Linked DNA regions of Homo sapiens: region 1 is linked to region 2. A link is a loop called in an ENCODE intact Hi-C map of the cell type or tissue named here. Cell type or tissue: heart right ventricle. All regions are shown on one strand.

The links. Hi-C counts contacts between places; a loop is a spot of excess contacts. Peaks named below come from ENCODE experiments on the same cell type or tissue, not always from the same donor. Only the 100,000 strongest peaks of a DNase experiment are listed, where the experiment ranks them.
Region 1: it touches region 2 in a loop (3-fold over the local background); 23 of 110 quality-filtered maps call a loop at or near these places.

The regions. Positions count from the first base shown.
Region 1 is chr9:126,409,660-126,414,659 of GRCh38, forward strand. All of the region lies in intron 6 of MVB12B (multivesicular body subunit 12B), which reads left to right. NRON (non-coding repressor of NFAT) reads right to left here and starts at 845. Exons shown (of 1, transcript NR_045006.1): 1 at 1-845. In heart right ventricle, no CTCF peak of the experiment used is centred here; no DNase peak of the experiment used is centred here.
Region 2 is chr9:126,488,837-126,493,836 of GRCh38, forward strand. All of the region lies in intron 9 of MVB12B (multivesicular body subunit 12B), which reads left to right. Among named protein-coding and RNA genes, the nearest start is that of NRON, 81 kb to the left of the region's middle. In heart right ventricle, CTCF peaks have their summits at 2,651 (motif pointing left) and 2,854; a DNase peak (open chromatin) is centred at 2,638; H3K27ac peaks cover 487 bases.

The sequences.
Region 1 (5,000 bases), 79 kb before region 2:
GCACCCCTCCAGCACCCCACAGCATCAGAGACTGGGCACAGGCAACCTCCCCTGCGGAGCTGGGACTAGAATGGCTGTGTTCACAGGTGAGCAGCTGGGAAGGGGTTAAGATAGTAATTGTGTAAGTCTTCCAGGCTTTCTCCCAGTTCTGCGATAATTTGATGAAGAACTTCACCCTAATTAAATATTCAAATTAGGAATAAGTGTCAATATGGCTTCCCATTGCCTGGAATGATGATTAATTGTATTCAAAACTCTAGTGGCCCACTGTAATCTAAACCTAACCGTTGTTCTTGATTATTTCTGCACCACACTTGCCATGTTTTTGTTTTAAGATTTAAACTAGTAATTGATTTGCCATATGCCGTCAAGCTGCACGTACTTTATGCATTTAGGAACTTGGGGAGTTTGGAATTGTGATTTCCTTCATCTTCCAGTGGCAGCTTTTTTTTCCCCTTGTCCAATGCACAGTGATTTGGTTTTGTGTGTGTGTGTGTGTGTGTGTGTGTGTGTGCACGCATGCACGCGCATGCATGCATGTGTGTATGTGTTGCCCATGAGGAAAACCCATTCTACAGTCAGCCTGGTAGGTTGGAGTTGCATTGGTCGTGGCAAATGGGCTTCCTGAATGGAAAATGAACAGGTCTGTGTTTGCACTTACTTTGTGCCCTGTGTCATCTCAGTAAAGCAACATGGCATGGTGGAAAGAGCATGAACGCACATCCTAGCCCAGCCATTTTCTTCAGCTGTGTGACTTTGGGTGAGTTACTTAACCTCTCTGAACCACTTTTCCCCCACATATAGGGTACTACTTCCCTTGCTGGGTTGTTTACATTAGAGATGTGTATGAACATGAGGAATGGTGCAAGTGCCCAGTGAGTAGTAACTGCCATAGTCCTAAATAATTACAGGAGTGAAAATTCCAGGAACAAAGCCTTCACGCGGGCCTCCCTGGAAAGCCCCTCCCAGCCATGCAAGTCAAATCCCATTTCCTACCTCTCTGACTCCCGGAGCCTCCGTTGCCCATCCTTGGCTTTGTGACATCTCTTGGGCCACTGTCTAGACTCTTGAATTACTATTTCATTGCTCGGGCCTCTTCTCCCCAGCCACAGTCTTTTCTTTTTGCAGGTGGGACCATGGCTCCCATGTCCCTGGATACCTCCCAGGGCCTAACAGAGTGCCTGGCCTGTAGTAGACTCTCAACAGATGTTTGTTATTTTGGTTATTTCTTTTTTTTTTTTTTTTTGAGATGGAGTCTTACTCTGTCACCCAGGCTGGAGTGCAATGGCGTGATCTCTGCTTACTGCAGCCTCCACCTCCCAGGTTCAAGCAATTCTCCTGCCTCAGCCTCCTGAGTAGCTGGGATTACAGGCACACGCCACCACGCCCGGCTAATTTTTATATTTTTTAGTAGAAACGGGGTTTCACCATGTTGTTCAGGCTGGTCTTGAACTCCTGACCTCGTGATCCACCCGCCTTGGCCTCCCAAAGTGCTGTGATTACAGGCATGAGCCACCACACCCAGTTATTTCTTTTTCATGCCACTGTTTTAAAATTGAAGCATATAACCATATTGTCCTTTATGGCCTATCTTTTGATATTCAGAGCTTTTACTTTGTGATATAGGAGATTTATGTTCGTGTTTCAGTTGACTTATGGATAAATTCCTAAAGGGGAAGATACACGTTTCATTTGGTTTCTTAAACTGTCTCGGTGCCAGGCAGTGCCTAGCACACAGTAGGAGCACAATAAAAAAAGTGCGCTGAGTCAGTCGCCACATCCTAATTATAGCGGCCTTGTGTGCCTGTTGATACTGGTCCAGCTCCCCTGGCATGGGCCTGTGTTCACTGGGTAATACTTGGAATTAAGTTTTAGGTCTGGGCATAGAAGGTTTATAAGATAGTGAATATAACTGTAGAGGAAATAGGTCTCTTTTAAGTTTTACAAAACCTTACTTGTCTTGGCTTGTGTCAATTACAAAACGAAACAAAAAAGAGACTCATCAGACCGTGACAAATGATAGTAAACTTTGCGCATGGTGGTTTCTCCCTGAGGTTGGCTCCAAAATCAATATGAAAAGAAAACCACAACTGAAAATATTTTAGAGCCTAGAGTGATTAAAATAACTGACTTTCTGTTTTAGCGGAAACAAGTTACAAGAAAGAATTACAATATCTCCTCACATCTCTGGGTCTTCACAGATCTCAATCGTAATTCAGAGCCTCACTTGGGAAACACAGGGGACTTGGAGCAGGAATCCTGGCTGTGAAGTCATTGAGGAGGATTCGAGTGTTAGTCAGGCCCTTCCAGCTGAAAATGATTCATTTTAATTACCTTCCAGGGTGATCCGATACCTGAGCATATGGTCTTTAAGAAATAAGGTTCCCCAAACTGTCAGCAAGTGTGGGCAATGGTCAGGGACCTCTTTCTGACACCATTGACCAGCCTTGGAGAGCGGGCGCTCTAGAAGGTGCTTATTAAAATGCCAGCAGGTGCAGCAAAGGTCCCCTTCTCTGTGACTCCCGCACCCTGCTTGTGCCAGGTGTTTTATAAGAGCCTTTTTCTTCATTAAATGGCATTCATTAAGCACGTCCTTACACCTGGCACAGAAGCTGTGCGTCACAGATGACTTCTTCCCAGTGGTGTTTGCAGGAATAATGTGGAATTTCATTTAGCCATTTGCTGTGTTCTTCTTCCCCTTCCTATCTTAACTTGATTTTTGTTGCTTTTCATATTTCTTCTGCTGCCCCCACAATCCATTCCTCTCCTTTGTACATGACCTCTGGTCTTTGTCCACCAGCAGACACATTATATAGAAAACAAGGTGTCCCTTCAGCACCAAGCACCACCACGCTGGATGCTTTCATACGTGTGTCTCTTCTACTCTCCCAACCACATTGAGAAGTGTTCCCCTAGTTTTTGCCATCTTTTTTTCTGATTAAAAGAAATAATTTCTCATCCAAAAAAATTAACACTTAAAACATATGGAAGAGCAGTGGGGAGAATCCACACTCCCATCTTAGAGGCTTCTGTCGTCAATACCGTGAGCCTCTCCTGCCCCTCAGTCACCTCTAAGTTACTCCCTCCAGCCCTTTGCTGTACTGTAGCTTAGCCGTGTGTGCCCATGGAAAAAAGATTGTCTTATGGGATTGTTTATAATACATCATTCTGCAACTTTGTTTTTGCTTGGCTGGTTTTTTGGTTTTGTTTTACTTAACAGCCAGTCTTTGGGAGTTGGGCATTTCTACAGAAAAATCTCTGGCTCTCTTCATCTATTCGTTCTGTCCTACTTTAGTATTATATGAAAATTCCACATTTTATTAGCCTCCTCTTATTGATGGTCATTGGGCTGCTCCCAGTTCATTGCCATGACAAATGCTGCCCCAAGGCCCTGGTTCCTGTCCTTTCCTTCCACAGCTGAGATCATATTCCATACACAGATCCCGAGCATCTCACTCCAACCCTCTCCACAAAGCCTGTAAACATCATTTTATGTCTGCATAATATTCTGAGTCAGACATAGTAACATTATTTCCAGTTTTTGAGTAGACCGTCATAATTAAGAGCATGAATTGTGTAATTGGCCCCATCAGCATTCAAATCCAAGCTTCTGCATACTCTGTGTTCAAGTCCAAGCTGTATCCAGCAGAGAGGCAAGCTGTGGAGCCTCTCTGAGACACCTGTGGAGTAGGGGGGGTCTCAGCAACTCGCCGTAGGATTGGGTTAGGGATCATAAGATGCATATGACAGGTACACGCTGTAAACAAGTCAACTGATGATATTTTTAAATTTTCTTAAATAGGTCATTTCCCACATTTCAGGTTCTTTCCTCAAATCTCAAAAAGGGAAGAATAAATGCTGGTCCTTTTGTCGCATTACTTCCCCTTTCTTAAGTATTAAATTTGAATCATCTGGAATGTATTATTAAGTGTTTCTCCTAGAGAAGGTGACATGAGTAATCTTCTGTTGTCTTCCTGCACAAAAGACAACTTGAAGTCATACAAAATTGCTGAATCACAACTATTTTCACCTTCAAAACTGGCTGCGTCGTCTTCCAGCATTTAGTATGGCAGAGGAAAAGTCTGAAGTCACCATCAGTATTTGCCAGGATGTATCCTCTTTTCATTGCATTTTCTGGAATCCTGTGAACCCCATTGGTTGTGTGTGTGTGTGTGTGTGTGTGTGTGTGTGTGTATAAGGGTTGGGAGATCAAAGTGGCAGGTGCCTCTGACTATGAGTGCGCCTCTGCCTTGCTAGTCACCACTCTCTCGACGCTGCCCTTTGACAGTCTGGGAGGACAGCAGGCACTGCAGCTGCCTGGGCAGAACCATCTTCATTATATGTGGCCACTGGGTCTACAAGATTAATGGTAACATTTTAAAAATTCACACAGACCTGGAATCAGCACTAGAAAATACAGATTTAAATTAACAAGGAAAAAGCAGAATCCCATCAAAGGAAATAAATCGTGCTGGCAACTATTGTCTCATAATAAAATATATTCTATAACTGAAGGGCTTTTATATGGAGCTGTCTGCAGCTTAGTGGCCATGTTAATTGAATAAGGTGCCTAAGACTGACTTGGGGGAAAAAATGAAATTCCCCTCAGCATGTATTTAGCTGGAGCCGTCATCGCTGGCAGTGCGTGCTTGCTGACCTGTTTGTTACAGAACAGCCAATCCCTCCTGCAGAGAGACGTGATGGCCACCAGAAGCAGCAGGGTGAGAGCCCTGTCTCCTCCGGGCAGTTCCGTGGGCAGGGGGAAGGGGAGGATAGCTTGGTAACACTCCCCGAGGATTTAGGGACTGTTCCAGTTACAATTCTCCAGTGACCAAACAGATTTTGGAATAATAATCCATCATTTGAGTCAAGTGGCAGACATGGTTGTCCTCTGATGGACAGCCCTTGCTCCAGGGGTCCAAGACCTACTGGGGAAGGTGCCAGAAGGCCTTCACCTCCTGGCACTATCCTAAGTAGAGACAGTTTCTCGAGCCTTTGAG
Region 2 (5,000 bases):
CGAAGCCGAAGCACAGTTGCCACCATTCGGCTTCAGGGACGGTCACCCTCCAACAAACCGTGTGACCCTGTGTATTCTGAGCATGGAGGTTAGGGACATGGGCAGCCACAGGGAGCTCCCCAGAGCTAGCCAAGCAGAGCTGCCTCCACCCCCACAAGGACACAGATGGCCTGGCCTAGGAGCTGCCCAGCACTGATTGACAAACAGGGTGTCACTTGGTTGTGGGTGGGTGTCCCTCAGCCCCCAGCATCCTGAGGAGCCCCAGGGAGCATGCGCTCCTGGGCCCGGACAGCCAGGCTGCCCTGGAGAACTGGAAGGGGAATGAGCCCATTCAGATGCCGGTGTCTGCAGGGACCCTCATGGGCTGTGTAGGCAGTGGACAGGACACAGCCTCCCAGTGTGGATGCCTGGGGTAGGGGACAAATTTGCTGTATAGGCTTGGCCCTGGGGCATGTTCCCAGGCCCCCTCACCCCAAAGTGGAACACAGGCCTGCTCATCCCAGCCCAGCGTGCCACACAGCGCGGCAGTCAGGGCACCTGGCAGCTGGTGGAGCGTGGTTAGATGTAGCTGCCCTGCTCTTCACCAGGGTCTCCCCAAGAGTCGTGGTACCTGATGCACTTGGGTGAAATTTCATGAAAAATGCCCAAGGACGGTCATGTTTTAAAGTTAGAATCAGTGGATGCGCCATTGAGCAAATTTTGAAGGAAAGGATCTGTGGAAAGACAGAAAACCTCTCACGATTCAGACATGCTCCATGATGGCGCGGGTGGCTGAAAGTGAAGGAAGCCGTGATTCATAGAGAAATTCCAACTCAAACGCCGTCACCCTGCTGGCTCCCCATGACAGAGCAGTGGCCTTCTGCCTGGCCATCTTCCAGCAGCCATGTGCTCCTGCCACCTCCGTCACCTCGCACCCAGAGCAGGGGCTTTGCTGTCCTCCCAGGGCCCGCATACATGAGTCCCAGGCATGAGGAAGTGAATTTTTACCTCATCGTCCCTCAGCCAGGGAGGTGACCAGGGGCTGGTCAGTGGCAGCCTCGTGGCCACCGTGGGCAGTTTTCTTGTCCCGGCCCCACCTGTCCGTGCCTTGTCCCCTCCCCTCCAGTTTGGCTCTGCAGGAGGGCAGTGGGTGACCCGGTGGGGCTGTTGTCCCAGTGAAGCCCTTACGGTTCTCCAGACAAAAGGCTGTCTGTGTCCCAGAGCCTGGAAAGTGTAATTTCGCAGCCAGCGCCCATGATGAAGCATCTTCTCTGGGCGTGAGGAGATGGGTGTATAAATATTCTCTGTCTCTGCCGCTCTTTATTTCCCTGGTAAGCAGTTGCCCCATTTCTCTAGCTGATGGATTCCCCATCGCAACCAGGGTGGGAGCTGCCTGGCTCTGCAGTCCAGGCGGGAGCTTCTAAAATAATCCTCATGTCTTGATTACCTGTGTATCCTCCCTCCCCACCCACGGTCCCGCCCTGGCATCCGTGGAAGACCTCACCATCCCGGTCAGGAGGCAGCAGCCTTGGGTGTAGGTTTCATGCTGTGTGCTTAACTACCCGCAAGCCTTGTGAGAACAGGAGTGAACCATTCCTGTAATGACAGGGCACCGGGCAGTGGAGAAGTCCGGAGCGACTTCCAGCCCCATGCGGAGCCGTTTCTATCAGCTGCCAACCTCAGCAGAAACCACAGTGCTCCCCGTTCCCTTCCAGGAGTGCCACCATCAAAACCGCGGCGGAGGAAGCACACATTAGCCTGCCGCACTCCTGGCGGAGCAACAGCCTCCATTTTCATTCGACTTTAAAGCCGAAAGATGAGGGAGGGTCTAATTAGTAAAGGGATGCTCTAATATTAATCACCCGCTTAAAATTGACAAGGGAGGCAGTTCATTTAACCACTTAATTGCCACAGGTTTTTATGGGCTGCTGTTTGCAGACATATTTAATGAAGAAGTTATAAATCTAAGGGAGCTTACAGTTTTAATTTTATACCTAAATATTTTCCTTGTTCTCATGTTTGTAGTCAGTCCTCAAGAGTGTAGTCACGTGGAATGTTCTTTAAATGAACATATTTGCTAACTGGCGTGATTTCAGTTTTTAAAACACTGGTTCCAGCAATTAGGCATTTTTTTCAGTTCCCAAATGACTAGAGAAATCCGTCTTGATTATAATTGCTCTTAGCCACGCATATCTAATTTGTGTCTTTTTAAGTGTTAATTAGTAAACAGTTTGAGCTGACATCTTTATGTGTTTGTGCGTTGAAAAATGGGGCTTATTGCTTATTTAGCTTGGGGCCGATTCCACTAGCATTTACGTCACGACACTGAGGTGGAATTAATGAAAATGCATTTGGCAGCATGAGGTGAAAAGGATTTTTGAATTCAACTTTTAGACGTCCGCATTGCGTGGGCTTCTGCGGGTCTCTTCAAATATACGAGGTTAGCGTAGATTTGGGACCTATGTCCCGCAGGAATAAAGTGAAGCAGATTTTTGTATCAATAATGAAATGGCAGCGTCCCAATTTTATAAAAGCAAAATGTTCCTATTCCCGCACAATTGTTCATTCTTTCTACTTTTGGAAAGCTTTCCTGGTGCTTATTAGATGTTGAAGAATTTTGTGGCGCGAACTGGTGCAGCCTGAAAAATGTGCGGTCCCTTTGCACCATCTAGTGGTAGGATCTTAAACTGCAGCAGGAAATAAGGTGCCTTTTCTCTGCCTATGAGATTCAATATTTCACCGCCCAGAATCCTTGTTATTTCTTTATTTTTCTGTTAGAAAGCTGAAATGTTTGGGGAAATAAATCTGCCTACTTCAGATATTAAAAGTTAGATAAATAAAAAGAAACCAACCTAGTCTGCTCCCTTTAATATATTGCTAAAAGACACAAAACTATCACCCAAATTCCTACAGAGCTGTCACACTGAGCTAATTCCAGCCCAAAACAAAGAAACCTAACGAATTAGTAAAGTAGATGCCTTGCAGAAATCATGAGAGAAGTCTGAGGCTTCTTTTCAAATACAGGATATAGCTTGGGACCACCGCTTCATAGACTCTACAAGCGTCTGACCACAGCGCAGGAATCAGTTTTATGCCACAGACAAGATTAATTATCTTCCCATAAATTGTTGAGGTTCTTTTGGGCAGTTTATCATTCTAAGCAGCTCCCCTGCCGATCAAAATTGATTTTTTAAATATTTAGTGTTTCCTGAGTACCAAGGTTGTCCATGTTTATAAAAATGCAAACATTACAGGAACATGTAAAAGGTGAACCTCCCCCTCCGTCCACTCCTGCGGCACGTGCACACACACACACACACACGCTCAGCAGGCTCATGCAGTACTGCCGGCTGCGACCTGCCTCTGTACTATCTAGTATGTCTTACACGTCTTCGCATGTTCCTTTACAGATCAGCCTTACCCTTTTTAATGACTATATGTTGTTCCCTTTTATGATTATGCCATAATTTATCTAACCAATCCACTATTGACTGACTTTTGAGGTGCTTCCAATTATTCACAATTACACCGCTGCAATAGATTTCCTTGTACATGTTGCCTGGCTCGCCTGGGTCTTTCCCTGGAAGAGGATGTATGTTACCATTTGCCTTTTGAACAGGGCGGGGCTATTGGAAGTCCCACCAGTGGTGCCTGAGGGGACCTTTCCTCACATCCTTATTCTAGCTAAGACTCACTGGGACCTTAATGTGCCCCTCCATTTAATTTTTAATCTCTGCTTATTTTGGCCAGGTGCAGTGGCTCACGCCTGTAATCCTCACACTTTGGGAGGCCAAGGTGGGAGGATCACTTGGGCCTAGGAGTTTGAAACTAGGCTGGACAACATAGCACCACCCCATCGCTACAAAAATAAAAAAATTATCCAGGCACAGTGGCTCATGCCTTTCTTCCCAGCTACTCAGGAGGAGGCTGATGTGGGAGGATCACTTGAGCCCAGGAAGTTGAGGCTGCAGTGAGCTATGATTGTGCCACTGCACTCCAGCCTGGGTGACAGAGAGAGACCCTGTCTCTTAAAACAAAAAACAATTTGGCCACTCTTCAAGTTGAACAACTTTTCAGGTGCTTATGAGCCACTGTGTTCTCACGCGAGCGTCTTCTGCTCGCTCTCTGCTCAGTTGTTTTCTATCAGCTTCTGTAGCTTTTGCATTGATTTTAAAGAGCTCTTTACGTTTTAAAGAGAGCAAACTTTTCTCTATGAGTTCAAATACACACACTTTAATCAGTGTCTTTTCAGCTTGTAAATGATGTGTTCTGCTATACAAAAGTTTCAAAATGTTCGTGGGCAATTTTCTCTGTTTATTTGGGCTTTGTGTCATAGTTAGATTATGAAAACATTCACCCCTGTTTTCCCTTATTATTTTATATATTAAAATATTAAATACTTTTCAACTACTTAATCCATCTGAAATTTATTAGAAGGTAAGAACTACAGACAGCTTTATTTTACCCTAAAACATTAGCCGGTTTTCTTAATGTTGGCGATCTTTCTTTGACTCTTAAATGCCACTTTTATCATATGTAAGTGGATCAGTGGATGTTTTTCTTGATTCCGTTCTGCTCTGTTATTCTATTTTTATATTAGTACCACACTATTCTGAATCTTATCGCTTTATAGTAAGTTTTAATATAGGTTAGGGTTAGTTCTCTCTTTTTTCCCCCAGAACTTTACTAATTTTACTCACAGGACTATTCTTCCAGTTGAACTTTAGAATCTTGGGGGCGAAGGAAGTTCCGAAAAGCCCACTCTCGATTTTTATTGGAACTGCATTGAGCACATGGTTGAACAGAATAGTAATCGGAATCTTAGATCAAGCGTCTCTCCATCCAGAAACAAGGGATGCCTCTTGTAAGCCCAGGTCTTGGTCCTTTCTCTTTAGGTCATTCCTAGGTGCTTTCTGTCTTTGTGGTTCTTGTGAACGAGATCTTTTTTCTCATTCTATTTTCTGCCACTTATATGTAAAGCAACCATTGACTTTTGTGTAATATTTCTGGAGCTAGATATC